Linked DNA regions of Mus musculus: regions 2 and 3 are each linked to region 1. Evidence: chromatin loops called from intact Hi-C (ENCODE). Cell type or tissue: left cerebral cortex. All regions are shown on one strand. Each heading gives the region's core, and the rest is flanking DNA. Links, peaks and the distances in the headings are about the cores only.

Region 1 (10,365 bases), core at 980-8,979:
AAACCTTGTGTCAAAAAAAAAAAAAAAAAAAAGACAAGGGTGGGCTCAAAAATATTGCTTCGCTCTTTTCCCAAATGCAAAACTAACCAAGATCAGCTGGCTCGATCGAGTACACAAAGCAAGCTCTTTGTGTGTGTTAGCGACCAGAGAAGACGTCCACAATCTGCTTGCTTTAACCCAGAAATGCAAAGGGTCTGAACATCTCTGGGAATACAGCTATCTCTACTCAACCCCCACAGTGCTAGAGCCTAATGGAGTTGCCACCTTCCATGTGGAAGAAGGAAGGTGAATGACTGGTACTATTACACTTATCTGAGTTTTCTGAATTGGGCTAACTTCCTCCGTTTTATCTTACCACTGCTATTGAAAGAGGAACAGCTGTTGTTCAAAAAGGAATGCAGTCATCTCTCTCTCTCTCTCTCTCTCTCTCTCTCTCTCTCTCTCTCTCTCTCTCTCTCTCTCTCGGCAAATCAAACAAAGCCAGGTCCTCAATAAATATTTGCTGGACGCATAAATGAATGAAGGTCTGGCTCAAGTGCAAAGAGCTTTGCAATCAATCATTTTAAAGCACAACAAAAAACCCTGCCGGTGTGTTACTGATCTCCCAACAGTTGGTTTGCTCCTTGAATACTTCAATTCTCACACTGGGATTAAGTGGCCATTTACAGCCTGTTTTGAGGAAACAGGAGGTCTTAGGAGAAGTATGTCCTGTTTGGATCTAGTGGAACGGGTATATTATTTCTCAGTGGTTTGCTTCAGACAATGAGTCCTGCAACCTGAGCTAGTTAAGACCGTGCTGATCTGGCAGGGAGTGAAATGAAAAGCTGCAGCTTTGTTCTCCGTGAATGAGAAAGTTCAAGGTCAAGAGTGTGTAAGACACAGGATCTGCAATTGGCTGCCCCTTAGTTGTGTGGCTTTGAGACATCACGTTCCTGGGTGTGTTTCAGCATTTATAACCTAAGACCAAATTAGGGTATTGTGCTTAGGACTTTATTCTATTTTAGTCTTAACTCTATCATGCATTTTCCTTTTTCTTTCTTTCCTTTTTTTCTTTCTTTCTCTTTATTTTGAGACAGGTTTCTCTGTGTAGCCCTGGCCTTCTGGAACTTGCTCTCTAGACGAGGCTGGCTTCAAACTCGGAGATTCACCTGCCTCCCAAGTGCTGGGATTAGAGGTGTGGACCATCACTACCTTGCAGGATTTTTCATTTTTTGACGGCACGTTAGTACATAAAAATATATTTAAAGGTGTAAAATCCAATTTTACTTCATTGAAGCAGTAATCCCATTAAAAAGATCAATTAAATTTTTATCAGTGTTCTCCAAAAATTTAGATCCACAAAATTCCATAAAATTTTAAGGAATTAAATCCCTTGACATTTACCAATGCACCCACACCTACCCTCTTATTTAACTTTTGGCTCACATATTCTTTTTTTTTGTTTTGTTTTTTTTTGTTTTTTTTGTTTTTTCGAGACAGGGTTTCTCTGTGTAGCCTGGGCTGTCCTGGAACTCACTTTGTAGACCAGGCTGGCCTCGAACTCAGAAATCCACCTGCCTCTGCCTCCCGAGTGCTGGGATTAAAGGCGTGCGCCACCACGCCCGGCGGCTCACATATTCTTAAATCTTCTGAGCTCTGTGGTTGGATGAATTTCTAAGGCAGTTTTTGTTTCCTTTTGTTAAAAGCACTGTGACACCTCCACTTAATGACTTATCTCCTAGAGCCAACCATGTTCTTTGATGATTCCTGGTTGGAGCAGAAGACTTTGTCAAATCACAAAACTCTCCTCTAAAACGTAAGCAGGCCCATGTGTGATATTCTGGCACTAACAGATTCCAGTCTAGGATTAAATTTGCAGGAGCTTTGCATCTTGACTAGGTGCCCACACGAAGCCCATCATATCAAGCCAGTATAGACTTTCTTCACAGGAACCTAGCCTCAGTTGCTTGTTAGATGCCTTATAGCCAATTAAACGACAACCAACAGGTTACTTAAAGAACTATAGAACTATGCTGTAGCTAATTACATCACTCCTCTTTTTTTTTCTTTTTTCTTCCTTTTTTAAACAAAGACCACTTGATCACATATCCTGGAATTCCCAGAACCTGATTTGACTTTGGAAGCTGCTCAACTTGCAAATTATGGCATTATGTTGTTGTTGCACTGTGTGTGTGTGTGTGTGTGTGTGTGTGTGTGTGTGTGTGTGTGTGTGTGTTGGGGGAGGAGGAGTATTAAGACAGAATCTCATTCCAAAGCTGGCCCTGACTTCCTTGTTCTCTTGCCTCTACATCCCAAGTGCTGAGATTACAGGTGTTTTTGTTTGTTTGTTTTGTTTGTTTTGTTGAAGGGTCGAAGGCTGAGACAGGATCTCCAGGAGCCTGGGCTTTTCTGGAACTGTGTCCCACCCACCTCTGCCTCCTTTGTACTGGGTACCCTGCTTTATTTCACTGACCGCAATAATCACTTATTGCTTGTTAAAATTTTAAAATGGAGAACTTGCCAAACAAAACAACCACACAGCGAAATTATCCAGATCCAAAGTCTATGCATTCCAGTGAACTTTTATAGTTAGAATAGCTGCTTTGGCCGGGTGGTGGTGGCTCACGCCTTTAATCCCAGCACTTGGAAGGCAGAGGCAGGCAGATTTCTGAGTTCGAGGCCAGCCTGGTCTACAAAGTGAGTTCCAGGACAGCCAGGGCTACACAGAGAAACCCTGTCTCAAAAAAAAAAAAAAAAAGCTGTTTTGAAGTTATGGAACTTCACACTGGATTTTACACTTTCAAATACAATTTTATGCATTTACATGTCTCCAAACCCAGAAAATTCATGATAGTTAAAATTAGAAAGACAATTCTCTTTATTTCTTGTTGTGATTTAGATGTTCATTATTAGTATTTAGTTTTTCCTCATTACCTAATGTTTTTTTCCTTTCTACACGGTACAGTACACCCGTATGTACATTTGTATAAATAGATACATATACACATATATGCTATGATACACATGAGAACATGAGTTTTCCCCTAAGATTGTGTCTTTGTTTAATATTATATATTCTAAGCCCATCTCTTTTCTTGCAATATTTTATTTCATTTTTTTCATAGAGCCAAATAGTGTTCCATTCTATATATGTGCCATATTTTTACTATCTATTGTTTGTTAATAAACAACGTGGCTTCCTTGTAATAGAAAATAAAGTACCAAATAAACATGTGGGTTCAAATGTTTCTGTGGTAGGGTATGGGGGGCCCCTGGTGTATTCCCAGGATCGAAATTGTGGGTCCATATGGTAATTATATTTTAATTTTTTGAAGACTCTCCACATCGATTTCCATAATGGTTGTATTGATTTGCACCAAACAGCCCGTGGGTGAAGTGCTCCTCTCCTCATCCTCTCAACCTTTGTCATCAGATTCTTGATGACACGTATCCGACCGGGAGGACGCAGTATCTCTAACTTCAGTTGCTTTTCTCTAATGTTGAACACTTTTAAAAAGTTAGTGGTCATTTTTTTTTCTCTTGAAAACTGTCCAGTTAATTTGCTGCTCTGTTGTTTGGCAGTTCTATTTCCTTGGTACTTAATTTCAGAGGTTTGTAACTTCTGGGTATTGGCCTCCTGTCTGGAGTGTGACTTCTGGGTATTGGCCTCCTGTCTGGAGTGTGACTTCTGGGTATTGGCCTCCTGTCTGTCTGGAGTGTGACTTCTGGGTATTGGCCTCCTGTCTGTCTGGAGTGTGACTGGTAGATTTCTCTCCCATTCTGTGTGCTGTTCGCTCTGAGAGCTTCCTTTGTTGTGCAGAAACTTTTGATTTCATGTGTCCTGTTAATAGTTCCTGGGATACTGGTGTTCTATTCAGAAAGTTCTGGACTACACTAAAAGTACTTGAAAAGTATTCTGGCTGGGCAGTGGTGGCGCACGCCTTTAATCCCAGCACTTGGGAGGCAAAGGCAGGCAGATTTCTGAGTTCAAGGGCAGCCTGGTCTACAAAGTGAGTTCCAGGACAGCTAGGGCTACACAGAGAAACCCTGTCTCGAAAAAAACATTAAAAAAAAAAAAGTATTGTTTTTTTCCAGATGTATCATCACTTTTTGTTGTGAATTCTTTGATCTGTTTTGAATTGCTTTTTGTACAATGTGAAAAGTATGAATGAATCTAGTTTCACCCTTTTTTTTCTTTTTCTTTTTAAGATTTATTTATTATATGTAAGTACACTGTAGCTGTCTTCAGACACACCAGAAGAGGGTGTCAGATCTTGTTACAGATGGTTGTGAGCCACCATGTGGTTGCTGGGATTTGAACTCCGGACCTTTGGAAGAGCAGTCGGGTGCTCTTACCCACTGAGCCATCTCACCAGCCCATCTAGTTTCATTCTTATGCAAGCAGATCTCCAGTTTGCTAGTACCGATTAATGAATGTTATCTTTTTCCCCCAAAGCATATTTGTTGGTTCCCTTGAAAAATCAAGTGGGCGTTTCCTCACCATTTCATTTCCAGGTCCTCCATTCCTTTAGTCTGACTGTTTTTACACCAGTACCAGGCTGTCGTTATCACTAATAAAGTATAATTTGAGGTCAGGTGTTATAATTCTCCTTGCTGTGTTCTTATTTCTCAGGATTGCTTTGGCTATTTGTGATAGCCCCTCATTTCTGGTTCCAAATGAATTTGGAATTCATTTGGCATTTTTCTAAATTCTTTCTAAATTCTAAATTCTAAATTTCTAAATTTCTAAATTTCTAAATTCTAAATTTTCTAAATTCTTGAACTATGATATCAAAATTCATATTATAATAGAAGATTATAATATGTAGATTAATTGCAGTAGGACAGCCATTTTCACAATACTAATTCTACCAAGCCACCAGGAGCATGGGAGATCTTTAGGTAACTTTCTCCAAGAAAGATAAGGGAAATTAACAAAATGGAGATGAAGAACTTTTAGCAATCACACTTCCTCTGTTGTAATTTTAAAAATACCTGCACTTGCCAGGCATGGTGGTGCACGCCTTTAATCCCAGCACTTGGGAGGCAGAGGCAGGTGGATTTCTTGAGTTCAAGGCCAGCCTGGTCTACAAAGTGAGTTCCAGGACAGCCAGGGCTATACAGAGAAACACTGTCTCAAAAACAAAACCATAAAACAAAAAACACAAAACAAAACAAATACCCGCACTTATATTTCTCCAACAGCAGCTGGTATTTCCCTGGTGGTAATAAGGGGGCGAGGCGCTTCCAGGAACAATAGGGTAAATAAACCACAGGGTTCTGAAGCAGTTTTACTCATCCCCCACCCCCATTTTTTTTGATATGATTACTATTGCATTAAAATGAGTATGACCCAATGTAAACTGTAACACACCATGTATGGACAAGATGAGACTTTTCACTTTGTTCCAAGCTAAGGAGACATGTTCCAACTTTAGTGGTTCTCTGGTGAAAATGATTAACATGCTCAGGACAACTTAGCAATACCTGGAGATAAATTAAGTAACACAAGGGTTGCAAGTGGAATAGCCCAAACTGGAAGAGCCTTTACACAATTGAAAAATCATCAAAACACCCAAAGTCAAATTAATTACTTCCCCCTATACTCAAGCAAAAGAGGCTGTGTCGACAATTTGCAGCCTTAGAGAACAAGTGTTTGGAAACAATGTCTAAGCACTTAAGAACTCCATTAATTCACAGGCCTGTGTGAAGATCTGACATAAGCACCAACCCACCCGCTTTGACATATGCACTCATCCCTGACCCCGCCTAAAGAGAAAGGAAAAAAGGATATTATTGCTTTCATTAACCTCTGCACCTCCCCCCCTTAAAGATTTATTTATTTATCTTTATGCATAGGAGTACACCACCATTGCTTCCTTCAGACACACCAGAAGAGGGCACTAGACCCCATCACAGATGTTTGTGAGCCACCATGTGGTTGCTGGGAAATGAACTCAGGACCTCTGGAAGAGCAGACAGTGCTCTCAACCGCCTAGCTATCTCTCCAGCCCTGCACTTTGTCCCTTAACTCGGGTAGAGATGTAGCCACTGTCCTCCTCCCTCAAGACAAATCTTTTTTCCTGTACCATAGGTCAGCACATGGCCAGTCTGATTAGATACAAGAAGCCAGTAGGCAAGAAAAGCTGAGGAGATGGACGGCTTGCCTGCAGGCGGGACACGGACTGGCAGGCCCGGGCTCGCAATCCAGCGAGGGGACACTGCCAACTCCGGGTCCCGCGAGCCCTGACCGTCCCCGGGCCGACCCTAATCTGCTCTCTCTCGGCACGAAAACAAAACCCTTTGCTTGTGATCCGAGCCATGGGGAAGCTGCAGGAGGAAAACGGGTGCAAGGAGGCGCCAGGCTGGGCGACGAAGTGAGACTGGCTGCAAATAAGAAAATCATAGTTAATCCCAGCACCCGGGAGGCAGAGGCAGGCGGAGCTCTGAGTTCGAGGCCAGCCTGGTCTACAGAGTGAGTTCCAGGACTGTCAGGGCTACACAGTGAAAGCCTGTCTTCAAAACAAAACAAAACAAAACAAGAAAAGAAAATCATAAATGGAGGAAATGCATTCCGGATCCCCAAATCACAGCAACCCTCCAGGAACTACAAGGGTTGTCTAGACAACCGCTGGCCACCGGAGCCGGAAGTGGGCCCGCCCCTTCCTTAGGCGCGCCGGAAGTTGGGGCTTCCGGGGAGAAGTTCCCTCCCATTTCCCAAGGCCGGCGGAGCCCACGGCTTCCCAGGACTTGCCTGCTTGACACAACTTTTCTTTCTCTCTGCTCTGAGAGCCTCCTCCCGCGGCTTCCTTCCTTAAGCTCGTCGCAGAAGGGTCACGTGACGTCCCACGTAACGGAGGACGGAGCGCGTCCTCCGTTATTGCCATTTGCAGGCGCCTAAAAGGTGCCCCCGGGCGGTGACGTATAACTCGCGCGCCGGCTGAGGAAGGGAAGGGCCAGCCTCCGCAGCCATCGGGTCTCCACGCCGGCGTCTCTTGCCCGGCACGAGTGCTGCGGAATGGAGCTGGTCGCCGGCAGCTACGAGCAGGTCCTGTTTGGGTTCACGGTACAGCGCGGGCCCGCGAAGAGTGGCCATCAGGAGGTGAGGCAGCGCGAGCCCCGGGGCTGCGGGGGACAGGCGGGCTGGTCCTTCCGGGGCAGGACCGTGGAGGTTGTTATTTATCGCTGGTTCTCTATGGGTCTTGGATGGCGGACTTTGTTGGAAAACGGACAGGTTTATGCAGCTAATCCCAGCTCTCGAGAGGTTGAGGCAGGAGGAGAGTGAGCTCAGAGCTTGTGTGGAAAGATCCTGCTCTTTACAGAGTAGAGGCTTCTCAGAATTGAAATAATATTTACTTGCTATAGTAGATAAAATGTCTACAGTAGGTAACGAGGAATGTTCATCTCTGTCGGGAGTGGATGAATGGCTGCCAGAAGTGGTTGGGGCCAACGTAGGGAGGTGACGGAGAGAGGAGGGCTAATGCTTGCAGAAATGAAGTTTGATGGGAGGAATGACTGATTGCTTTTTTTTTCCTTGAAAGGTAACTATAGTTGACAGCATTAATTGTGTATTTTAAACTAGCTACTACAGCGTATTTTGAACCAGCTCAAAAGGGGTTGCCTTTTTCATATCTGATCTATGTATGCATTCAAATATCCCATTGTGCTCCATAAATATATACAGTTATTATCTGATAATTTAAAAGGTTAAGAAAAACCTTAAAGCATTCCTAAGGCATGAAAAAATAAGGTGTGCATTTAAGCTGACAATGATTGTAGTTCTTAAAGTTCTAATGTAAAAATAACTTCACCTTTCACTGAGTTTCTGTCCTGATTAACAAACTACTATAGGACTGGAGACATGACTCAGCGGTTAAGAGCGCTGGCTGGACTGGAGACATGGCTTAGCGGTTAAGAGCACTGGCTGTTCTTCCAGAGGGTCCTGGTTCAGTTCCCAGCACCTACACGGCAGCTCACAACTGTTTGTTAACTCCTGTTCGAAGGGATCTAATATCCTCCTACAGGCATACATACAGTCAAAACACCAATCTACATAAAATAAAAATACATTATACACAAAAGAACTACTACAGCTGGCCTGGGATGAAGAAAGTGATGCAGATTCACTGTTTATCGTCCACCTACTGTGGGTAGGGCGAAAGGTGCCAGAGGTGTGAGCCCTGCTGTTGTGGCCTTCTTGGTTGAAGGGATGGTGAACAAGCGAAGAGAGAAACACATGGAGGTTAAGTGTAGCACAGTATGAAATTTATTTTTGTCTGGTATGGCAAGAAGATACAGGTAATTGCCAACATAGTAGTCAGACAGTAAAGGGGATTAGAAGTGTCATCTATCAGGGCAGTGGCCCCACCCGTAATCCCAGCACTCAGGAGGCAGAGGTAGGCGGATCTCTGAGTTCCAGGACAGCCTGGTTTACACAGAGAAATTCTGTCTTGAAAAACAAAAAAGAATGATTATTTCTTGAACAGTTCTACTTATCACTTACTGATCTGTTTTGTCGAAAATTCCTTAGTGCCTGTTGTGGTTGGGTTTCTCCCTCCCTCCCTCTTTCTTTCTTTCTCTCTCTCTCTCTCTCTCTCTCTCTTTCTTTCTTTCTTGGTTTCTCCCTCCCTCCCTCCCTCCCTCCCTCCCTCCCTCCCTCCCTCCCTCCTTCCCTCCCTCCCTCCTTCCCTCCTTCCTTCCCTTCCATATACATAAGTACACTGTAGATGTTTACAGACACACCAGAAGAGACCAGAAGAGGGCATTGGATCCCTTTACAGATGGTTGCGAGCCACCATGTGGTTGCTGGGAATTGAATTTAGGACCTCTGGAAGAGCAATTAGTCCTCGTAGCCTCTGAGCCATCTCTTCAGTGCATGGTTGGGGTTTCTTTAGTATACTCATTCCAGATATACAGCAGCCCTGAGACTGATACAACCATTCTCATTTTATAGATGAACATTTGGGAGGTTCATAGGGCAAGAGACACTCCAGGCGTCATGGTTTGTGAGTCCGACATGTCAAGATGGTCCCCAGGCTTATGCTGTTAACAGTTCCAGGTGCTGCTTCTAAACCCAGCCAGTAGCCAGCATAACCAGTATCACATACATTACATAAATATGTAATCTGAACAGTGCTTTGACATAAGCTGTAACGTGTTTGAATCAGGTGGCTCATATCTGTAATCAGGAGGCTGAGGCAGGAGGATTCAGTTTAAAATTTAGGCCAGCTGTGCTGCATATGTATTTAATCCCAGCACTTGGGAGGACAGTCATAGCTACAAAGTGAGACCCTGTCTCACAGGGCGAGGCGGGGGGATGGGGGTGAAGGGGGGAGAGAGAAGAGAGAAGGTGAGAAGAGGCGAGGGCTAGAGCGAAAGAAACTTAAAAGTATGACCATAACTACCATTGTGTCTTGACTGAAAGGAGGCCTGTTGCTCCTGACTAATGAATGGACTATCTGCTCTTATAGTTCTTTTTTTTCTTTTTAAGATTTATTTATCTATTATATGTAAGTGCACTGTAGCTGTAGTCACACACACTAGAAGAGGGTGTCAGAGCTCGTTGCGGATGGTTGTGAGCCACCATGTGGTTGCTGGGATTTGAACTCAGGACCTTTGGAAGAGCAGCCAGTGCTCTTAACTGATGAGCCATCTCTCCAGCCCTCCTATAGTTCTTTAAGGTGTGATATGTAGTGATTAACTTTAAAGTAGAGAACTTTGCTGGTTGGTTTTGGTTTTGAGTTTGTTTGGTTAATAAATTTTCTCTTGTAACTCCTTCCATTTGAAGAGCGCTGCATGTGTGTGCGTGCCTTCTCCTGTTCTTTGTACTGATCCAGTCATCATTCTCAAACCAGAAGTGTACGGTAAAGAGAGTCTGCTTCCCGAGCCGTATTACTAGCAGTTCTCTCGGGCTCACGGTAGTACTTAGGAAAATATGCCCATACGGTCCTATTTTTTTCTTTATAGGGCTTATGTTTATTTCTGTGTAGCGTCACATTAACTTGTTTTCTATCTCTTTCCTTAAAGTGGAAGTTGTATTTGAATACAGACCTCTGTTTTTTGCTTTTTTCTACTACCCATAGTGGTATCAAGCACATAGAATAGAATAGTTACATAGACATAGAAAAAGGAGCAGTTGTTATTGGAATTAATCCACATAAAAAGTTGAACATTTGAATGAATGACTGATGTGTAAGTCTATGGCCGTCTACATTACCGGGATCTGGAGGTGTGTTACTGAGTTCACGTCCTTTCAATACGCTCCTTAGTCAGGTCTTTGGCCCTTCTTGGTCCCTCTAATCTGTGTATTAGTACATAGTTTTCTCCCCTCGCAGGGTCCACTGCTTGCTTTGATGGGTAGCGGCACTGTATTCTCAGAGAGCTGTG
Region 2 (10,365 bases), core at 1,612-9,611, 240 kb after region 1:
GAGCATGTGACAGCTGGTCACACTGCGTCTGTGCCAGGAAGCAGGGAGATGGATGGATGCTGGCTTCCTCCTTTCCCTCTTTATCCAGACCTGGACCCAAAGCTATGGAGTGGCTTTGTACATCCAGGATGAGTCTCCCCTCTTGGAAATTTCTGTACAGACATGTCCGGAGTATATCGCCTAAGTGATTCCAAAGCCAACCCAGGTAGCGGCGAAGAGAAACCGCCACAAGAACTCGGCATCACATTTGAGATGGGGATTTGTATAAGACAGAGCCCAGAGAGTCCCCTGATCCTTCGGCCTGAGAAGACACAGCAAATTGATAATGTGGCCTACTGGGCCAGTGAGGTGATTCCTTAGGGAAAAAGGCTTGTCACACACACAGGACAACCTGAGTCCAATCCCTAGGACCCCTGTGGGAAGGAGAGAGCTGATGCCCAAAGGTTGTTTTCTTACCTTCCCATCTGTACTGTGGTTGATGGACACACACACACACACACGCACACGCACACACACACACACACACAATATGTATATGTGTATGTGTATATGTATATATAGTGTGTGTAAATATATATCATAATACAGTACACATACTACATAATACAGTAATAATAAATACATTTTTTTCATTTTCTTTTTTTTTCGAGACAGAGTTTCTCTGTGTAGCCCTGGCTGTCCTACTACTCACTCTGTAGACTAGGCTGGCCTTGAACTCAGAAATCCGCCTACCTCTGCTCCCAAGTGCTGTGATTAAAGGCATGCACCAACACTGCCTGGCTATAAATACATTTTTAAAAGAAAAAAAAAGCAATGTGGAAAGGGGTTCCCACCACATACCAATTTACTAGTACTTCAGGTTTAAGATTTCTTAGCTTCTAGAATTTAGGCAGATATTTCTTCTGTCATAAGCCACTCCTGTTGTGTTTTATTATAGGAGCGCACTCGACGGCCAGTCTTGATTCACTAAAACACATTATCATGTCCCCTTCTTTGTCCTATATCAGCTAACACCCACATGTTGCACATTTTAATGTGTGAACATATCAGCGTGTTTCTCCCCTGTCAGTACGTAATGACTGAGGAAACACATGGCCAGGTTTGTAGAGAGTGTGCAGTGGGAAGTGCTCTTCCTGCACAAGCCTGGCCTCCTGAGTTTGATCCCTCGTTGCTTTTTCTTTTTCTTTTTCTTTTTCTTTTTCTTTTTCTTTTTCTTTTTCTTTTTCTTTTTCTTTTTCTTTCAGGTTCATTGAAAATATGGCATAGCAGATTAAACAACTCCACGTGGCGTTTTGAAATTCATGCCAACCGTAGGCTGAGTGACCTGAAGGTTAGAGAGACTGCACAAGTCCGGAAGCGTCAGCATCTCCTGGTGTCGGGATCCACCTCAATGATCTCCTTATCTAGGGCTGAGACCTCAGGAACGTAATTATCTCTCCTCTCTTCTTCCTGCAGCTTGATAGAGATGCCTCTCAGAGGACCTCTCTGAAGCCGCTTCATCAGATGCGTGACATAGCCGCTATCTTGTTCCGAAGCTTCTTGCTGGGGATAATGGCGATCTCCTCGCACAGGCAAGGAGAAGTCATTACCCAGGTGCATCTCAATGATGACCTGGGCCGCCTTCTTCACGGTCTTGGTGTGAACTCGGCTCATGTTGGTGGGTCTCGGTAAAAGAGACGCTTTTTCTTTTAAAGCATCTTTTATTTGTGTGTGTGCTCACACGTGCACATGTCTGCTTGAGGGTACATGCATACAGGTACCTGTGGAGAACAGAAGAAGGTGTCAAACCCTCTGGAAATGGAGTCATGGGTGTTGTGAGCCACCTGACATGGGTGCTGGGAACTGAGTTTGGGTCCTCTGCAAGAGCAGCAAGTGCTCTTAACCATTGACCCACATCTCTAGCCTCCCGGGTGTGCTTAGTCAATCACCTGATCAATCAATGAACTCTTTAGTGGTGCTCGGGGTGGAACCTGGGGTCTCACGCATGCCAGGCATGTGCTCATCCTCAGACGCCAGAGGCTTCTTTGAGAAAACAGTGATCTCTGTGTGATCCATACATCCTAAGTTAGCCATAACTCCGTATACCATCCGCTGATGCATAATTAGTTTGAGTCAGGATCTAATAAAATCCTGTGCATTGTAATGGACTTGTGTGTCCTTTCATCTTCGTTTCATGTATCTGTTCGTTTCTCCCCTGTTAGACAGTTTTTGTACACTATGCCCTCCAACTTTAATTATTAGTGCACTTTAGGTCTCAGGCTTATGAATTTAAATGTGTCATAATAATGGCTGTTTTGAGGTATTTAGGTGATCCAGGCATTTTTATAAGTACTCTACATATTACTTCATCTTGCCTATTTCTTCTTCCAAGCTGAGGATTTGAACCCATGGCTTCTTGATTACTACACGCACACACCTTACCATTGAGCTACATGCTCACCTTCTCCTGTCTTACTCAGTCCTGAGCACAAACCCACTGGGCTGATTGTCATCAGACTCATGTAACAGACGGAAAGCCAAGGGTTAAAGAGGGGACATGGTTTTCCTGGTTAATAAGAAACCGAGTAGAGCCTGGAGACCACGTCATCCCTGCTCCAAAGTCCATGTCCTTAACCCGCAGCCCCAACATCTGAGTAAACGCAGCCTGAGAAATGGATATGGTGCTATGCTATTTTCGCTATTTCATGCATATTCAGGAAGTGGGTTTTTTTTTTTATTTTTATGTTAACAAAGGAAACTGGATGTTCTCCTAAAACAGCCACCTAGCCAAGCTGAACCAACAGAGATGTATTGATCACCGGGTCAATGGAACTAGGTGGGTGCTGGGGGGAAAGTCAGCAGGTAAGTCAGGTGAGGACTGCCTCCCTTCCACTCCCCACCCAGAGACTGAAGACAGACAGACAGACAGAGGCGTTCATTCAGAAAGAAGTAGGAGGGCTTCAGGGATTCAGCGGAGGAGACTGAAAGCCTGAGAGACGATGCCTCTGAGAAGGTTACAGGCAAGCAGCAGGCTCTCCCACTTAGACAAGTGGAGGGGGATATAAGCAAACAAAGTTGGGGTGATGGGGGGAAGGAGGCTTCTGGTCCTCTCAGTGTTTGTGTGGAAAGGTCACTCTCACTGCAGCCCAATGACGTGCTGTGCAGGCCAATGGGAGTCCAGGCTGTCTTTCCTGTGAAGACCCAGCACTTTGCTCATTCATGGAACCTGCCAGTCTCTTTGGCAATGTGTTTTATTGAAACCCTATGCTTTTCTTTGAATTTGGTAGTAGCTATGGCCCCCTTGACTCTTGTTACTGTCTGTGGTCCTAACACGCGGATACAATACATCTCTCAGCTCTGTGCTGATCAGGCGTTTGCCAGTTCTGTCTTGGCAGGAGAGTCTAGGTTCCTGGGATGACCGGTCGGAGCCTCTCTGATTACAGCGATGATAGTTGCTCTGGGTGGGCAGGGAGTGTACAGCAGGATGCCGTAGCCCGTGCTTAGCCGCAGCCCCATCGGAGAGTCCTCTCAGTCTGCTATGGTAGAGATCAGATTTTCTTTTCCAGACCTTGGGAGAAAGCGCTTTCACCTCCTCACCACAGACACTCTCGACTGTGGACTCAGGACACTAAGCCAGAAAGGTGACGATTTCCTTCTTGAACCCGGCCTGCATCAGCAGCTCAGACCCAGGGCTCCGGGTCCTTTGCTCTATGTCCAGTGCTCTTTTTGCTCCCTCACACACTTAGCGATGGCAGTGTTCTTAGTATACTCAAAGAGCTTTGTAATGAATTAGAGCAGCCATTCCCAACCTTCCTAGTGCTGCGGTCCTTTAATACAGTTTCTTAAGTTGTGGCGAACCATCCCCCCCACCCCCAACCATAACATTATTCTTGCTGCTGCTGTTATGAATCGTAATGAAACATTTGATCTGCAGTACATCTGATATGTGATTCCCGAGAAAGGGCCATCATATTCCAAGGGATCGGGACCCACAGCGTGAGAAGCCCTGAACTAGAGATCCGCCTAAACTGAGAAACAACCTAGCACCTATCCCAGCCCATCAATGTTGTATATGGCAACAGATTCAAAAGCCCAGACTAAAACATACTCACCATCCATGTTACCAGCTCTCACCATGGGGCAGCAATGTGGATTTAGTAAGCATAGCCCACGGGCACTCATTTTGAAGACACTAGGAGAACTTCAAAGCCAGGTTTGTTCTTCTGCCTCTGGTGACATTTTTAAAATTTCAGCACTGTTTTTTTTTTTAATTGATTCTTTGTGAATTTCATATCATGCACCTCAGTCCTGCACATCTCCTGTCCCCTCCCTCCCTCCAACCTCCACCCTTCCCCAACAAAGAAAAATAAGTCCCCACTATGGAAGCTGTAGTGTGCCATCGTGTGTCCTTTTGTCCACACTTCTTTGCTTGCAAGTGCTCATTGCATTGACTTTGTTGGTCTGGTACGAGTCAGGCCTCTGGCTTCTGCTATGCTAACGATGCTAGAACCTTACTGAGACTCCTCTAGGGTAGACTGTTGTCACCCCGTGTGTCATGGAGACCCTGTAGTTTTGGATCTGCAGGACTGGCTTCTTCACGTACTCCAGCAGTTCATTGATGGGATAGACGTGGGGTGGGCTAACTCAAAGCCCTGGATCTGGGCCTGAGAGGTGTCTGAGCTGCTCAGCCCACCAGCTCTCCAGTTCTTGTGGCCTTTGGATTGGCTCGCCAGCAACCCCCTCTCCCAGGGCTAGCTCTCCTGGCTGACCAGGTGAGGTACAAGGCTGGCTTTCCCCTACTGATGACAGGGGGCGGGGCGGGGGCGGAACATCTCTCCCTTGCCCATGTCACTGCACAGCAGATGAGTGTCAGGGCCAGCTCTCTCATGCTCTGACCCTCAGGGCCAGCTTGCCTGAGCCCCGGCCACCAGGCTCAACGCTACTGTTTCTCATTAGTGCATAGTAGGTGGTAGTTTTGAGTGTGATCCTCCAGGTGCCTCTGGGTCTCCTCCCAGAAGCACAGTAACATGGCCATTCTGAAGATCTGAAGTATGAGTGGCTATGCAATTTGCTTAAGACACCTGGAGGGGTATAGCTCTGTCAGTAGAGTGCTTAGCTAACATATCTGAAGCCCTGGGTTTGACCTTCAATACCACACAAACCAGCACGGTGGGACATGCTGTAATCCCAGCACATGGGAGGTGAATTCAAAGCTCAAGACCATCCCTCTACTACATAGCAAGCTCTGGGCTAGCCTTGGGTAAATGAGATTCCCATCTCAAAAAGAAAAGAACGTGTGTAAGGGCAGTCAGGGAAGTGGGAGAAGACTCAGTAGATAAAAGGGGAGTATCTGAGTCGTTCTCCAGTACTCACGTAAAAGAGACAGATAAATATAAAACAAACAAACAAACAAACAAACAAACCTTAGTTCGATGACCTTCTATGCCTTTCAAGGTCGGTCCTTATATTTGCTTTAGGAACCTGACAAGACTGACTAGCCATCTCTAGCATTCAGATAGGTGGAACTTCATTGTGCTGAAGTTATGTTTGAGCACCCTCTGCTGGACAAATCAGGTAAGTACAGGATTTTTTTTTTTTTTTTTGGTCTTGTGCCTTTTAAATTCATGCTCCGAAGAAGAGAAGATTTTTATCTCGAATCTACACTAAAAGAAGTCTCCTCTTTAAACAGATGCTCTATGACTACCAACAATGTACCAGTGGTATTCGTCTCTTGCAGATCTGGAAGAAAATGAAATTTAGGTACATACAGTCACGAACAGATACCTAGATGACACATTTAAAACCCTCAAACACAGTGGAGATGAGACCAGCATAATATTAAGCTCTTCTCCCTCACAAACACCTGTGCTACCCACACTCACAGGCAAAAAAAATATACACAACTGCCAGACTGCAATGCCTCCCAATTTATTGGCCAAATCTAGATTCTGCTAGCCCTGTATATTCACTCAGAAAGCCAGGCTTCAGACACACCATGAGTGATGAGAAATCCATTTCATCAGCAGAGGCATCTTGCCTATCTTCAGGAAGCCTACAGACTTCCAGGGAAGCAGGGGGGAAATCAAGACGTGTCTGACTATGAGCTGGGGTAAGGGAAGCCTCCGTGTGAAGATGTGACCTAGTTAGGACAGCTGCCGGAAAGCAGGACTGGCAAGCTTGGTGGTTTGTACACCGGGCCTTGGGAGACTTGGGACACAAACACGAGGTCTTCTGAGGATGTTTGTGAGTTGCTGGGTTACACAAAAAGATTCTAGCTCAACAAGCAAAGAAGCGAAGGGGAGGGAAGGGGAGGAAAGGGAGGAGAAGAAAGGAAGTGGGAAGAGAAAATGGGGCCAAGAAAAGCCCCAAACATCCCATAAGCACCCAGAACAGTGTCCCCACCGCGAACCAACCGGGAACCAAAGTGTTCACACCAGATGAGCTCGTGGAAGGGCTTTTTGCCAATTGTTCATGGGTCCCCAGTGATGATGGAATATTGCGACTTACGTTTCAACCGTTTAAAAATTTACTGTTATTATTTATGCATTTCAGTGTTTTGTCTGTTACACGCTCTGTAACTCCAGTTGCAGAAAATGTAAAACTTTTCTGCCCCCTCCCCCTCCGGCAACCGGGCACAGACATTTACGGGAGGCTGTGGCTACTTTAGGAGGTAGAGCCTAAATGGAGAAACTGGGTTGTTGGGACAATAGACATTGAGGTTTACAGCCCAACCCCACTGCCTGCCCCTCTCTCCCTTTTCCACCAAGATGTGAGCGAGCAGTCTCCTTCCTGCTGCTGCAGCTGCAAGCTGCTCCTGCCGCCCATGCCTTCTCTACTGCCATGCCTTCCCTACCACAAGGGCCAGAACTCTCACACTGAAAGCCAGAATAAATCCTTCCTCTCTTCGGTTGGTTGTTGTCAGGTAATTGGTCCCAACCATGGTAAAGCTTAGTGGAAAAGAAAAAAAAGGTAAAAATCTATTGTAGACTGAGTGCCCTGAATCAGAAAACACACAGTCCAGCTGCTCTGAAATCTAAGCATCATCGTGACACTACAAAGAGAAAACTCCATATCTGACCACACATGAGAATCTACTGATGAATACAACCATGGGTTTACTAAAAAAAGGTGTATAAAATGATCTTCAAGCTGCTCGTATAAGATAGGTATGAAGTGTAAATTGAATTTTGGGTCTGACCCCCTAACATATTTTCCTGCGTGAATACAAATTCCCTCAAGTCCAAATAACCCCACACTTGGGCGTTTCAGATAGGGGATACCCAATCTGTAAGCCGTTTACTGCCATAGAGAAGCTATGATGCAAGCAGAGCCTACTAACAACTTGGCCAAAACACTTCTAATAACAGAACTTCACATGGGTTTCCATGAGGTCAGAATGGAAGTAGGAGGATACATTGTTTGACGTCATGGTATCTGTCCAATTAAGGTCTGTGTGAGCCTTCCATCACCATAACAAAACACAGAACAGAATCAGCTTTTTAAGGGGGCTTATTTTGGATTATGGTTGCATAGGAAGATATATAGATAGGATCTCCATGCCAATATTTTTAATGGGTGCTGTCTCTATTGCTCTGGGCAGGAGAAGGCAGCAGCTGGCATCAATGGTGTGGTGAGGAGAGAATCAAGTTTCCTTCTCCAGTTCAAACAGACGAAAGTGAAGCGACATAGGCTCAAGGACAGGGTCACTGGGCTAGCGCCACACCATGGAGCCAAACCCCGAGCCTTCTAAATTGTGAGCTGGGCATGGTGGTTCACCCCAGGAATCGCAGCACTGAGGGATGAAGGCGAGAGAGTCACTGTGGGTGTGACATCAGTCTGGCCTGAAGTCTGAGACTGTTTTTTTAAAAAGAAAACATTTTTTTATGTCATATATTTAATTATATAAAGATTCTGTTGTTTTGTTGTTGTTGTTGTTAAAATTCAGCCAGGAAATTTCCATCTGTCTGGTGTTAATTGGTTGTTTTTCAGCACTAATTGGGAAATGATATATTTTTATTGTTTTATAAATAGAGTAAAACCCCTCAGAAACTGCTGGGGAAATTTAAACAAGGAAAGCAATTCTATGTCCTTGCTTGACACCAGTTTGTCCCAGAGGTGACACAACTGTGTAGTTTTTGAAAACACTGGGCATTTATATATATATGAGACAAAACCCCACTGTATAGCCCTGGCTAACTCGAAACTCACTATGTAAATCAGGCTGGGCTTTGACACACAGAGCTCTGCCTTTGCCTACTCAGTGTTGGGATTTAACACCCACACCACCATAGCCAGCCTTCTCTCCAAGGGGCAAATTTCTTTCTGAAGCAACTTCCTCATTTATTAACAGTATTGCTTCCAGACCCCGTGTGTGTGTGTGTGTGTGTGTGTGTGTGTGTGTGTGTGTGTACAGATATGTGTTTGCAAGTATTTAGACACAAGTTGATGCAGACTACACCAGTTTCATGAAATTGTTCCCATGTCAGTGGCTAGTCTGAGCCTTTTGTACTTGTAAACAGCTGGCTGTAAACTGGGGATTCCCATACTCTCCTCTTCAGCCCCATAATTATCATGGTGATTTGCAACCTGTAGGTAATGACCCGTTTGGCTCATATATCAGATATTCTGCATGTCAGATATTTATATTTTGATTCATAACAATAGTAAAATTATAGTTATGAAGTAGTAATGTAAATAGTTACACTGTGGGGGTCACCACAACACGAGGAACTGTGTTAAATGGCTTCAGCAATAGGAAGGTTGAGAGCCACTGATTTATTAGGTCATTTCATGGATCGTGGGGATGCTTTCTACTTTCATCTATTGTTTATTACAAAAGATGTAGACAGACAGATAGATAGACAGACTCACAGATAAATAGAAAAATAGATGACAGAAAGATAGAAAGTTAGGTAAAAAGATAAAAAGATAGGTAGATGCTAGAAAGATAGATAGACTCAAAGACAAATAGAAAGATAGATAATAGAGAAAGGTGGAAAGAAAAATAGATAGATGATGGAAAGATAGGTAGATAGACTGACAGAATGATAGAAAGAAAGACAGATCAATAGACAGATAGATGATGGAAAGATAAATAGAAAGAGAAAGCTCGATAGAAAGTATAAAGATCAATAGATGATGGAAAGAAAAAAGAAAGAAAGGAAGGAAGGAAGGAAGGAAGGAAGGAAGGAAGGAAGGAAGGAAGGAGGGAGGGAGGGAAGAAAGAAAGAGAAAGCAAGCAAGCTAGATATCACAAAACACCTGACAGGACCAATGTAAGGGAGGAGGGTTTATTTCAGCTCCCTGTTTCAGAGGTTTCAGAGCTGTTCAGCTCACAGCAGCCTGGAAGCAGAGCAAAGACAGGAAGAGGCAGAGCAAGGGTTCTTCTAAGACACTCTCCAAGGGACCTACATCCTCCAATCAGAACCCACCTGACAGTTTCCCACATGTTCATAGTTTGAATCTGTGACAGCATCAAGCATTTGTAAGGCCAGAGGCCTCATGGTCTTTCTGGACAAGGTTACAAAGGGGCACCTAAATGAAGGGTCACATAGAACACAGTCCACAGAAACACCAAGCAGACACGCTCCTGACACAGGGTTGGGTGTGCCACACTCTTGCTATACAGATGTCTTCAGCAACCAGTATCTTAGGGATGTTTACAGAGGTTTTATAATATAGGTGTGATGGATAATTATATAGACAGTATAATTAAAATAAAGTTTATTTGTAATTTTTTTTTAAAAATCAAAAAAGTTCTTAGTACCTTAAATTTGATCTGGAACTAGGAATATTGCAGACATTACTCGTTCAGTTGAGGCAAGGACTTAGGAAGGTTGCTTGCTGAATCTTGTATGTCTGGTGTTATATGGAGAGGAGAAATATATTGTCTTAGTTAGGGCTTCCCTCGATGTGAAGAGACACCATGGCCAAGGCAACTCTTACAAAAGAGAACATTTAATTGAGGCTGGCTGGTTTACAGGTTCAGAGGGTCAGTCCATCATCAGCATGTCTGAAAGTGTGGCAGCACCCAGGCAGGCATGGCGCCAAAGGAGCTGAGAGGTCTACATCTTGTTCTGAAGGCAAACAGCAGAAGACTGGCTTCCAGGCAGCTAGGAAAGGGTCTTAAAGCCCACCCTCACAGTGACACACTTCCTGCAAAAAGGCCACACCTACTCTAATATGACCACGCCTCTCAATAGTGCCTCTCCCAGGGGCAAGCATTCCCAGCACTCGGGAGGCAAAGGCAGGTGGATTTCTGAGTTTGAGGCCAGCCTGGTCTACAGAGTGCTCCAGGACAGCCAGGGCTATACAGAGAAACCCTGTCTCGAAAAACAACAAAACAAACAAACAAACTATAAGCATATTCAAACCAACACATTTACG
Region 3 (10,365 bases), core at 1,583-9,582, 160 kb before region 1:
AGGCCCACTGCAACAAGTAAGTGGAACATTCATCAAGGTGACCCTCCGTGAATTGGAGTTCTGTTGTCACTTTCAATTTGTTCTTTTTCCCATAGCCAGGACTATTCTCAACTGGCTTCTCCTGTTCCATGAACTCTGGTAAGCCTTCAACTTCATGGGATCCAACCCAGACCCCAACCAAATCATGGCTCAAAGTGATCTCTCTGAGCTTGCACCTACAATGTTAATGACACAGAAGCATCCAGTGCAGAACAACCCCGACTGAGACAGATGGACAATCTTTTTGAACTCACACTTGATCACATCACAGATTCCCTCAGTATGGGTGATGAGTTGCGGTCCAATTCCCAACAATGTTCCAGTGGCAGCTGTGAGTGGAAGCCCAAGGATCTAGCAGTTGCTCAGTCCCACAGGGCAAGCAGGCAAAAGAGGGAGAGAGTGCAATGTGCTCTTTATATACAGGAAGCACCATACACACCTGAAACAGAACGAAATTCTAACCCAAGCAACACCATAGTCTAGATTTTCACAGAACAACACCTTAAGCCCCAGCCCCACTTCAGCTCCAATCTAAAAGCTGAAATAATGAGCGGTAGTTTAAGCCAGTAGACAGTGCCATGCTAGGCAGGCGAGTTCCTGGAGAAGGGACTGTGCCACCAGGGAAAGGAGGAAGGCTGGCTTTGTTTTGGTTTGTTTTTCTGTTTGTTTGCTTTTAGGATTTGGGGTTTTGGGTTTTTTTTTTTAATCATTATAAAAGGCAATCATAAGTGCTCCAGATGGGACACCTGTGCAGACATGCTGTTGGGATGGTCTTAGTCTGCGTTCCTGTGAAGAGAAACCATGACCATGGCCACTTTGTTTGTTTGTTTTTCCAGACAGGGTTTCTCTGTGTAGCCCTGGCTGTCCTGGAACTCACTCTGTAGACCAGACTGGCCTCGAACTCAGAAATGCACCTGCCTCTGCCTCCCAAGTGCTGGGATTAACAGCATGTGCCACCACTGCCCAGCGACAGTGGCCACTCTTATAAAGGAAAACATTTTATTGGAGCTGGCTTGAGTTTTAGAGTTTTAATCCATTATTGTCATAGTGGGAAGCAGGCAGACATGGTGCTGGAGGAGCTAAGAGCTCTACATCAGGATCCACAGGCATCAGAGAGACAGGCAGACAGACAGACAGACAGACAGACAGACTCTGGGCATGGCTTGGGTTTCTGACGCCTCAGTGCCCACTCCCAGTGACACACTACCTTCAACAAGGCCACACCTCCTTTCAAACAGCCCCACTCCCCAAGCATTCAGCCATGGGAGCCTGTGGAGGCCATTCTTTTCCAAGCCACTACAGGAAAGCAGTTCATTGTGTTGTTGAGGAATAAGTTTCTCAGTGTGGTTTGCCTCGACCCTGGGCTGGCTATTCATGCAAAGGCAGACGCGGTCACTCTAGGAGTCAAACTCCTAAGGGTCTTAGCTTGTTACTTCAAGAGTTGCATATTCTAGGGTGGTGTCGTGATACACTCCGGGCTAGTTGAAGTTAACTCTGTCTGTTCCTTGAGGCAGCAGAGATCTTGCTTGGGGTCTAGTTTTTCCTGGAGGCAAAAGCATCCTTCTCTCAGGGTTAGTATTCCTCCGCAGGATCATCCTCCCAAGACAGTAAAACAAAATAAAAGGAAAAAAAAAAAACACTGTTTTTTTGTTTTTGTGTTTTTAAGCAGGATTTAATTTGTCAAGCCATGGTCCCAGTGTATAAGGAATTTGGCTCCAGAGGAAAATATTGAATGGGTTGAGGATGCTTTTGCCTCAGTGGACCAGAGGTCAGACGACAGAAACACAGAGCATGGACTAAGGCAGGGGCCACGGTCTCTATCACCCACCAACCTGTGCTCACTCTCAGAGGACCAACAGGCAGACACTGCTTCCATTTTCTCTTTACTAAGTTGAATCTAATCTCCCCAAATACGGAAAACAAACAAGCAAACGACATATACGGATACTATTTCTTTTCATTTTCATGAGCATTGTTTGAGGAATTTCCCATTCTGTATCATTATTGAGGAAAGATACTTTCTTTTTTTTTTTAAGATTTATTTATTTATTATATGTAAGTACACTGTAGCTGTCCTCAGATACTCCAGAAGAGGGCATCAGATTGCATTACAGATGGTTGTGAGCCATCATGTGGTTGCTGGGATTTGAACTCGGGACCTTCGGAAGAGTGGTCGGCACTCTTAACCACTGAGCCATCTCGCCAGCCCCGGAAAGATACTTTCTTAAGACAGTGATGTTAAGTATACAAATATTTTTGGTGATGAGAAAGTTCTAGAAATATGATATATAACATACATGTTATTATACCAGGATAGTTACAATGGTATCTAATGTTATATGTTCTTACTTTTTTTTTGACAAGAACTTCCAGTGCCCCTTGATAGTCTGAAACTTACTTTGCAAACCAAGCTGGCCTTGAACTCAAAGAAATATGCCTACTTCTCCCTCTGCCCCCCACAAGTACTGGGACTAAATCCATTTGCCACCACACCTCACTTATTCTTACAACTTTTTAAAGCAAGTTTTGGGGTTCAGGTCATGAATCAGTTAGTAGCATCCTTGCCCAGAATGCACAGAGCTTCAGTCTTCAACAGCATATAAACCGGCCATGGCAGCACTCGCTTGTCATTCAAGCCCTCAGGAAGTCGAGACAGGAGGGTGAGGAGTTCTAGGTTAACCTCAACCATGTAGCGAAGTTAAAGCCAGCCTGAGATACAGGATGACTTCCAGTCTCAAACAGAAACCAAAAACCCTTTGACGTTGGTGATTCAGAGAGGAAGGTCTCGGGTTCTGGACCTCGGAGATTAGAAAAGGACTTAGGGCGGATTTTTCCTTTGACAGGACGTGATTAAAAACTGGCCTTGCATTCCAGCTAACTTGACAGAAGTGCAAGGACACGCTAACTACGAAATAACAGACAGATGGAGGGCCTGACAGACAGAACCTAAGATTCTGAGTCTTGTGCTTGGAAATAAGGTGGACTAACTCTGGAGTCTATAAAAAGAAATCTGTTTACCTGAGATAATGAAGGGACGTAGAGGGCCCACATAAATGTGACTTATTATGTAACCAGCTGCCCTCTAAAGGGTGTCTGAATCCACCTACTCACCCAGGCTCCAGAATCAGTCTTTGAACCTATTTACCAAATCCTGATAAGATCAGCCCACATTGAGTGTTATCAACTCTGTGTTTCAAAGTACAAATATGTTACAGGTCTCTGAAAAGCACACATGTTACCTTTTGGCTAAGGCTGATGTCTGGGAATAGAGAGTGCAGAGAAAAGCAGATCTTGTGACTCTCGGACAGCCACATGGCTGTTGAATCTGTTCCTTAGTTTAGTGACTCTCACTCACTGTTGAATGTGTTGCTGGTTGCATGCTAGTCAGAGCTAGGCACGCCTGTAGGATTTCACCTTCTGTGCGACAAATAAAAGAGAAGGAATTTGTTCCAGTGGCTGCTCTCAGAAGTTCCTCTATGCGCCCAGACAGTATTGTCTTTCCCTATAAAATATTGTGACAGAGAAGACACCCCCAAGTCTGTTCTTATTTCTGTCCGTGGGATGGACTTTTGGATAACATTCGGCTTCTCTGAACAATGGGAGAGTGAACATTTCAACATTGGTGTTCAAATAGCATGAAAACAAGGTCATTTTTATTCGAGCGTGTCTAGGACACTGAGGTGTGGGTGTATGTTATATTTGTTTGTTTGTTTGTTTGTTTGTTTTCTCCCTTCTTCCTTTCTGCAGTGTGGGAGCTGGAATCCAGAGCCTTGACTTGCTAGGCAAGAACACAGCCCCTGAGCTATGTGCCTAGCCAAGGCTTTTGCTGCATCTCCACAGGAAATAGCCTGACTGATGGTCCCTGACCCCGAGGGAACCATCTGTCCATCATTTTCTCTCCTGGATGCTCAGCCCTCCCTGCCAGTACTTGGCAAAGACTCCCCACTGGCAGCCAAACTTGGGATCTGGCTTGCTTTTCTTTCTCCTGTGTTTTCTTTTTCTTTCTTTCTTTCTTTCTTTTTGTTTGTTTGTTAGTTTGTTTATCAAGACAGTGTTTCTCTATATAGGCTTGGTTATTCTAGAACTTGCTCCAGGCTGGCCTTGAACTCATGGAGATCTACCAGCCTATGCCAGTTTCTTCTTTTTCTCCTCTTCTACTTCTTTCCTTTCCTTCTTCTTCTTCTCCTCGTCCTCCTTCTATTTATTTATTCATTCATTTATTTATTTATTCATTCATTCATTCATTCATTCATTCATTTGTTTATTTAATGTATATGAGTACATTATAACTATCTTCAGACACACCAGAAGAGGGCATCAGATCCCACTACAGATGGTTGTGAGCCACCATGACCTCTGGAAGAGCAGTCAGTGCTCTTAACTGTTGAGCCATCTCTCCAGCCCTCTTTCTTCTTCTCCTCTTCTTCCTCCTCCTTTTCCTCCTCCTTCTTTTTCTTCTTCTGGTACGTGTTGCCCTTCTTAGATAATAACTTAGTTAACCACCACTTGCCTTATGAAAGCGCTCAGGCAGCATTTTGGATAGCTTTGCTGGAGGGCAGAGCTGACTACACCAGTCAGGTGGGGGATTGGACACCCCAAAAGGTCACATGGAGACACTTCTTTTAAGTCTTCCAAAGCTTGCTCTCTTCCCACTGCTCACAGTGATTGGGAATAAAATGCTAAGACAATATGTGTTAGGGTCCAGGAGTCTTCCTACAAACCAAACAAACACCCATCACAGTCAGGGATGGGTTATTGAACACACAACCTAAGACTGACCCATCAGAATTCGGGGGCTGGCTGGGCAGTAGTGGAGCACGCCTTTAATCCCAGCACTTGGGAGGCAGAGGCAAGCAGATCTCTGAGTTCGAGGCCAGCCTGATCTACAGAGTGAGTGCCAGGACAGCCAGGGCTATAAAGAGAAACCCTGTCTCAAAAACGCACACACACATACACACACACACACACACACACACACACACACACACACACAAACAAAAAACAAAACAAAAAACAAAAAAAAAAAGAGGAAAGAAGGATTGGGGCTCAGCCATAGAATGTTTGTGTAGCACATGAAAGCCTTGGGCTCTAAATCTGTATTGCAAAGGAACACACTGAGCTATTCTGTATATGGCCACTAGAGGGCAGCACGACATCATGACAAGTTCTGGGTCACATGGGGGTTGGGGGGCGGTCCACCAGGATATTTGAGTTCTATTATTTTTCCAACCAATTAAAAGTATTAAATCATTCTAAGGTTTAAAAGCTGTGTAAAAATATTCATCAATCCAGGCTGGGCCCCCAGCCTTAATTGTTGCCCCTAGTTGTCTTAGTTAGGGTTTCTATTGCTGGGATTGCTGTGAGGTAGTCGGCAGAAAAACTTGCTCAGACCCAGTTCAGCCAATAAAAAGTCTTAGCGGCCTGTGACTACACTGAGTGTTTGGGATCCCAGTGTGGCAGTGAGCTCTCTCGGGGTGAGCTTTTAAGCACAAATACCATATTCTGGGTTCCCATATTTCAATTAACAAGAATAATTAGCCAGAAGTGGAAGTGCAGAAGCTAAAAGACAAAGTTGGTACATTTTGAGATGAGTGGCCATATCCCAGAAGTATATGGACATTGATAGATTAGGCCAATGGTTTTGTTTGGCAGGTAAGGCTGTGTATGCGCTGCGTTTACAGCCTAAATGATACTTCCATCATGGAGTCAGTTGTGCTAAGTCCTGGGCCCTGTTACATGATGACCAAAAAGAACTTGGGTTGGGAAGCGTTTATTTCAGCTTACACCTCTCAGGTCACAGTCTGTCACTGAGGGAAGTTAGAATAGGAACTCAAAGCAGGAACCTAAAGGCTAACTTCCCTCAGTGTTCCTCCCGGCTTCCTCATTCTACTCTGACCACCTATCTACCCAGAGTAGGTGCTCACCCACAGTGAGCTAGGCACCCCTACAGTAGTCATTAACCAAGAAGATGTACCACAGGCCAATCTTGGAGGGGCATTTCCCCCAACTGTAGTTTTCTCTCAAATGAGTCTAGATATGTCAAGACGACAAGCAAAAAGAACTAACCAGGACATCTGATATAGAGTAAGAGAGAGGCTCAGCCTAACTCACCCCTTTGTGTCTCCCATAAGCAAGATGCTAAAAACACAGTGATCAACAGACAGATTCAGTGTTCCGGGAGCTTATTAAAGCAAACACAGAGTTATAGCGAAGACGGGATCCCATTAGGTGGAAGGGCTTCCAGCCTAGACTTGGGGACGCAGGAAAGAGTCATCAGGGATCCCGTGTCACTCCAGGATCTACAAAGTAAGAAGGACCTCTTTAAGACAGAGGAGGGAGTATTTCAGCTTGGAGGCCTGTGGAATCAGATAAGTCGAATTTCCTTGCTGGGAGAGGTGGTATGTCTTCATAGTCCCCTCTACCATGGTGGATAAATGAGAAGGTCCAGGAGTTTTAAGCCAGCCTGACCAGTACAATGAGATACCATCCCAAAAAGCAAGGAAAGTCTAGTATGGCATATTTCTATATTCTAAGCACTGGGGAAACTGAGGCATGAGAGTCAGGAATTCAAGGCCAGCTTTAGGAATGTATTGAGTTTAAGGCCAGCATCTGCTATATGACAAAACTGTCTCAAACAAACAAACAAAAAGAAAGGAACGAAATAGACAGTGGTAGTAACAGACACCATTAATCCCAGCATTGGGAAAAAGAGGCAGCTGGATCTTTGAGTTGGAGGCAAACCTGATCTACTGAGTTCTAGGATAGCTGGGGCTACACAGAAAAACTCTCTCTTGGGGGGAGGGAGGGAGGAGGAGATAAGGAAAAAGAGATGACAGGCAGAAGGAAGGAGAGAGGGAAGGAACATTCAGGTTTAATACTCCACGGTATCATTCGCCCATTGTTAGACAACAGACCAGTTGGTTTGCTTTTGAGTTTCAACTTCCCAGTCTACAAAATGGGTATGCAGTCAACACCTCGATGGCTGTCAGTGAGACAACAGAAACAAACTTGCTACAGAATATTGGTCACCGTGGAATAAGGCATGATAGGTCAAACCAAGTAGATTATTATATCTCCAAGAAAGGGAAAGAACAGAGTGGACTACTCTAAGTCTCAAAATTTAATAAGGAAAAAAATTTTAATATGGAATTTTATATGATGACAGATGTAAGGTTATAATTGTTATAGCAAACTGTATATTCATTTGAATTTTATTTAAGGTATATATGCATATACAACTCATTTAAAAATGTAATGTAAAGTCCTACTCTCTTGAAAGCTACCATCATAAACTGTTAAGGGTAATTAAAGTTAGTTAGTTAGTTAGTTAGTTAGTTAGTTAGTAATCAGTCAACTTATATTAGATATCTACCCAGCTGAGACCTAAGCTTTGAAACATTGAATGGTCTCTGTGTCTTTATTTTTGGCTGGCGAGTCACGAAGGTCACTTTGGTGTTTGCTTTCTAAGTGGGAAGCGTGCTCACAGATTATATTAGTCTCACCCCACCTAAGCTGTCTACCCTGAGTTGGCAGCTGAGTCTGATTCTCATGGTCTTCACGCAGCACTGACTTCGAGGGAAGTGTCCCCCTGTTCTCTGTCAGTGAGATCATTGTCTCGGGCATCTCTCCAATGTCCTTACTCCCTTCCCTGTGAGATAAGAACCACAGACGTGAGGCTGGTACACCTTCCCCTTAGAGCATTTCTTCCTTCACTTCCTCTCCGTGACAAAACTGAGAAGTTAGGGCAGGTCTGGCCCCACCCTGCATCTGTCTGTGGACTGTAAGACTGTGCATTGGTGGTGAGATGAAATGGGACAAAGGACAAATCCAGACAGGGGAAAAAAAAATCATAGAAAGAAAAATGAAGCAGAAGATGCTTAGGTTTGTCACTGGGCTGATTGCTGTGTCCACGATTCTTTTATTCTTTTTTTTTAAAGACTTAGTTATTTTATGTATATGAGTACACTGTAGCTGTGCAAATGGTTGTGAGCCATCATGTGGTTGCTGGGAATTGAATTCGGAACCTCTGCTCGCTCTGGCCCAAAGATTTATTATTCTATGTAAGTACACTGTCGCTGTCTTCAGAAACGACAGAAGAGGGCGCCGGATCTCCTTACAGATGGTTGTGAGCTGCTGGGATTTGAACTCAGGACCTTCATAAGAGCAGTCAGTGCTCTTAACCACTGAGCCATCTTCCCAGCCTGATTCTTTTATTCTTGTCTCTCAACAAATTAGTGCCACAAAAATCCGGGAGAATGAGAGGAAGCGTCCACAATGCTCAGTCCTTGCAGAAGTCTGATGTGGTTGTAACAGAGGAAGGAAATGTCTTTGGTGGAAATATACCCAGGGCCCCACTGGAGAGTAGAATTTGCTGAGAATATTTACATCAAAATCACTACATAATGACGCCTCTGCAAAAGAGGCTGCGTTCCCCTTGGCTTATGTGATAGTTGTTCACAAAGGCTTCGGGACATTTGAAAAGCTCTTCAGGCCCATTTACACTCCCCAAAATGTCTACTGTGTCCACGTGGATAAGAAGGCCATGTCTGCTTTCACAGATTTGGTGAAAGAGCTTCTAGGTTGCTTCTCAAACGCCTTTCTAGCCTCGAGAAGGGAGTCTGTGGTCTACTTGGGCTTCTCCCTGCTCCAGGCTGACCTAAACTGCATGAAAGATCTGAGGACCTCCCAGGTCCCCTGGAAGAATGTCCTCAACACCTGTGGGCAGGACTCCCCCCTGAGAACCAACAAGGAGGTAGTTCAGTACCTGAAAGGGCTTACGGGGAAAGGATCTCACTCCAGGGTGTGGCTCCCTCCGCATCACCAGAGGGACTAAATATAAATACTGGGAACAAAGGTACTGGCTGTTGTCCTTCATGCTGTGGATGTATAAATGAAATCCCCTCCTCCCCATAAACGCACCATTTATTTATTGTGACTCTACCTATGTGGCTCTGACAAGGGAATTTATTAAGTCTGTCCTTGAGGAAAAGGTGGCCATTGACTTACTTAAGTGGTCAGAAGATACCTAGTCTCTTGACGAACAATTCTGGGTGACACTAAATGGGATTCCAGGTATGTGGAACCTACCTTCAATTCTGTATAAAATAATAAGTGTGTGCTTGTGTATATATACATGTGTGTGCATGTGTATGTGTCTGTATGTGTGTTACTCCTTTAAAATATCCCCGATACATACATATATATATATATATATATATGTATATATATATATATATATATATGCATTTATAGCTTGCACTAGTTATACATGGCCAGAAAAGTTTTCAATATTTTTTTCATAAAATTATCTATTCTTGTAGAAAATCTGGGAAGTGCAGAAAATAAGTAAGAAAGCCCAAAATATGCATGGTCTTCTATATCCATTCATCTGTCTGTCTACCTATCTATCTACATACCTATCTATGTATCTATCTACATACCTATCTATGTATCTATCTACATGCCTACCTATCTATTTATTTTGTGGTGGAGACTGAATCTAGGCCCTTGAGCTCTTCTGGCTCAGCCACATCCCTAGCCTTCCTTCTGTCTCTGCACTGCTGAGTGGAGTTTGGTGACGGTGATGATGTAATCTTGTATCCAAGCCGCTATCACTCAGCCAACTGCCACAAGACTTTGCCCAAGCTCCTGCCAGCCTTTGCTTTCGTAGCCTGGGCGGAGCACACTTTACTCTCCAGTCTCTTTTGCTTTGGTTTGCTTTGCTTGGTAGTATTTCATGTTAGCACACAGGGGAATGGGCTTCATTATGACACTTGCATTCTCATACATCATTCTGCCTAATATTTCTTTATCCCCCATTGCCTCCCTCTCTCCTTTCTCTCTCTAGTCCCTTCCCTCCCTATGAACAGTCTTTCTTGTTCTTCACCCACCCCCACACAGAAAGCTTGTTAGAGTTGCCTTTTTCCCCTCATTGCCTTCTTCTGCTTCCCCATCCCTCTAGACACCCTCCCCTCCTCAAGAGCCCCTTTCTATCTGTTTGTTGTAGTCAACACCAAATCACACCAGATATAAGGAACATCTTTTTTGCATACACTAATTTCACCACACTTGTGTGTGTGTGTGTGTGTGTGTGTGTGTGTGTGTGTGTTGAGGCAGAATTTGATCTGTGTATCCCTGGATGTAATGGAACTTGATTGGTAGGCCAGGCTGGCCTACTCAGGGTCTCTGCCTCCTGAGGTCTGGGATTAAAGGGACCAACCAAGACCGGGCTGTTGTGGATAGCCCTGGGGTTAATTATATTTGATGTTAATTCCATTCTCAAGTGAGTGGCTGCAAACAAGGAATGAATCCGCACTCTGGTGATTT

What was found. Hi-C counts contacts between places; a loop is a spot of excess contacts. Peaks named below come from ENCODE experiments on the same cell type or tissue, not always from the same donor. Only the 100,000 strongest peaks of a DNase experiment are listed, where the experiment ranks them.
Region 2: it touches region 1 in a loop (3-fold over the local background); 19 of 42 quality-filtered maps call a loop at or near these places.
Region 3: it touches region 1 in a loop (2.8-fold over the local background); 8 of 42 quality-filtered maps call a loop at or near these places.

What each region holds. Positions count from the first base shown.
Region 1 is chr13:40,994,333-41,004,697 of GRCm38, forward strand. Pak1ip1 (PAK1 interacting protein 1) reads left to right here and starts at 6,678. Exons shown (of 10, transcript NM_026550.3): 1 at 6,678-7,081. The coding sequence starts at 6,998. It overlaps A730081D07Rik (RIKEN cDNA A730081D07 gene), which reads right to left and starts at 6,814. Exons shown (of 5, transcript NR_155347.1): 1 at 6,734-6,814. In left cerebral cortex, for the core only: a CTCF peak has its summit at 5,884 (motif pointing right); DNase peaks (open chromatin) are centred at 5,929 and 6,786; H3K4me3 peaks cover 2,304 bases; H3K27ac peaks cover 1,871 bases.
Region 2 is chr13:41,233,425-41,243,789 of GRCm38, forward strand. Gm32063 (a long non-coding RNA gene) reads left to right here and starts at 2,622. Exons shown (of 6, transcript XR_003950654.1): 1 at 2,622-3,620; 2 at 4,107-4,751; 3 at 5,434-5,553; 4 at 5,669-5,739; 5 at 6,747-6,901; 6 at 7,580-8,659. It also overlaps the pseudogene Rps17-ps1. In left cerebral cortex, for the core only: a CTCF peak has its summit at 5,538 (motif pointing left); DNase peaks (open chromatin) are centred at 5,541 and 5,926.
Region 3 is chr13:40,838,439-40,848,803 of GRCm38, forward strand. It overlaps the pseudogene Gm7201 and the pseudogene Gm35160. Among named protein-coding and RNA genes, the nearest start is that of Mir5124a, 22 kb to the right of the region's middle. In left cerebral cortex, for the core only: CTCF peaks have their summits at 5,173 (motif pointing right) and 8,126 (motif pointing right); DNase peaks (open chromatin) are centred at 5,184 and 8,134.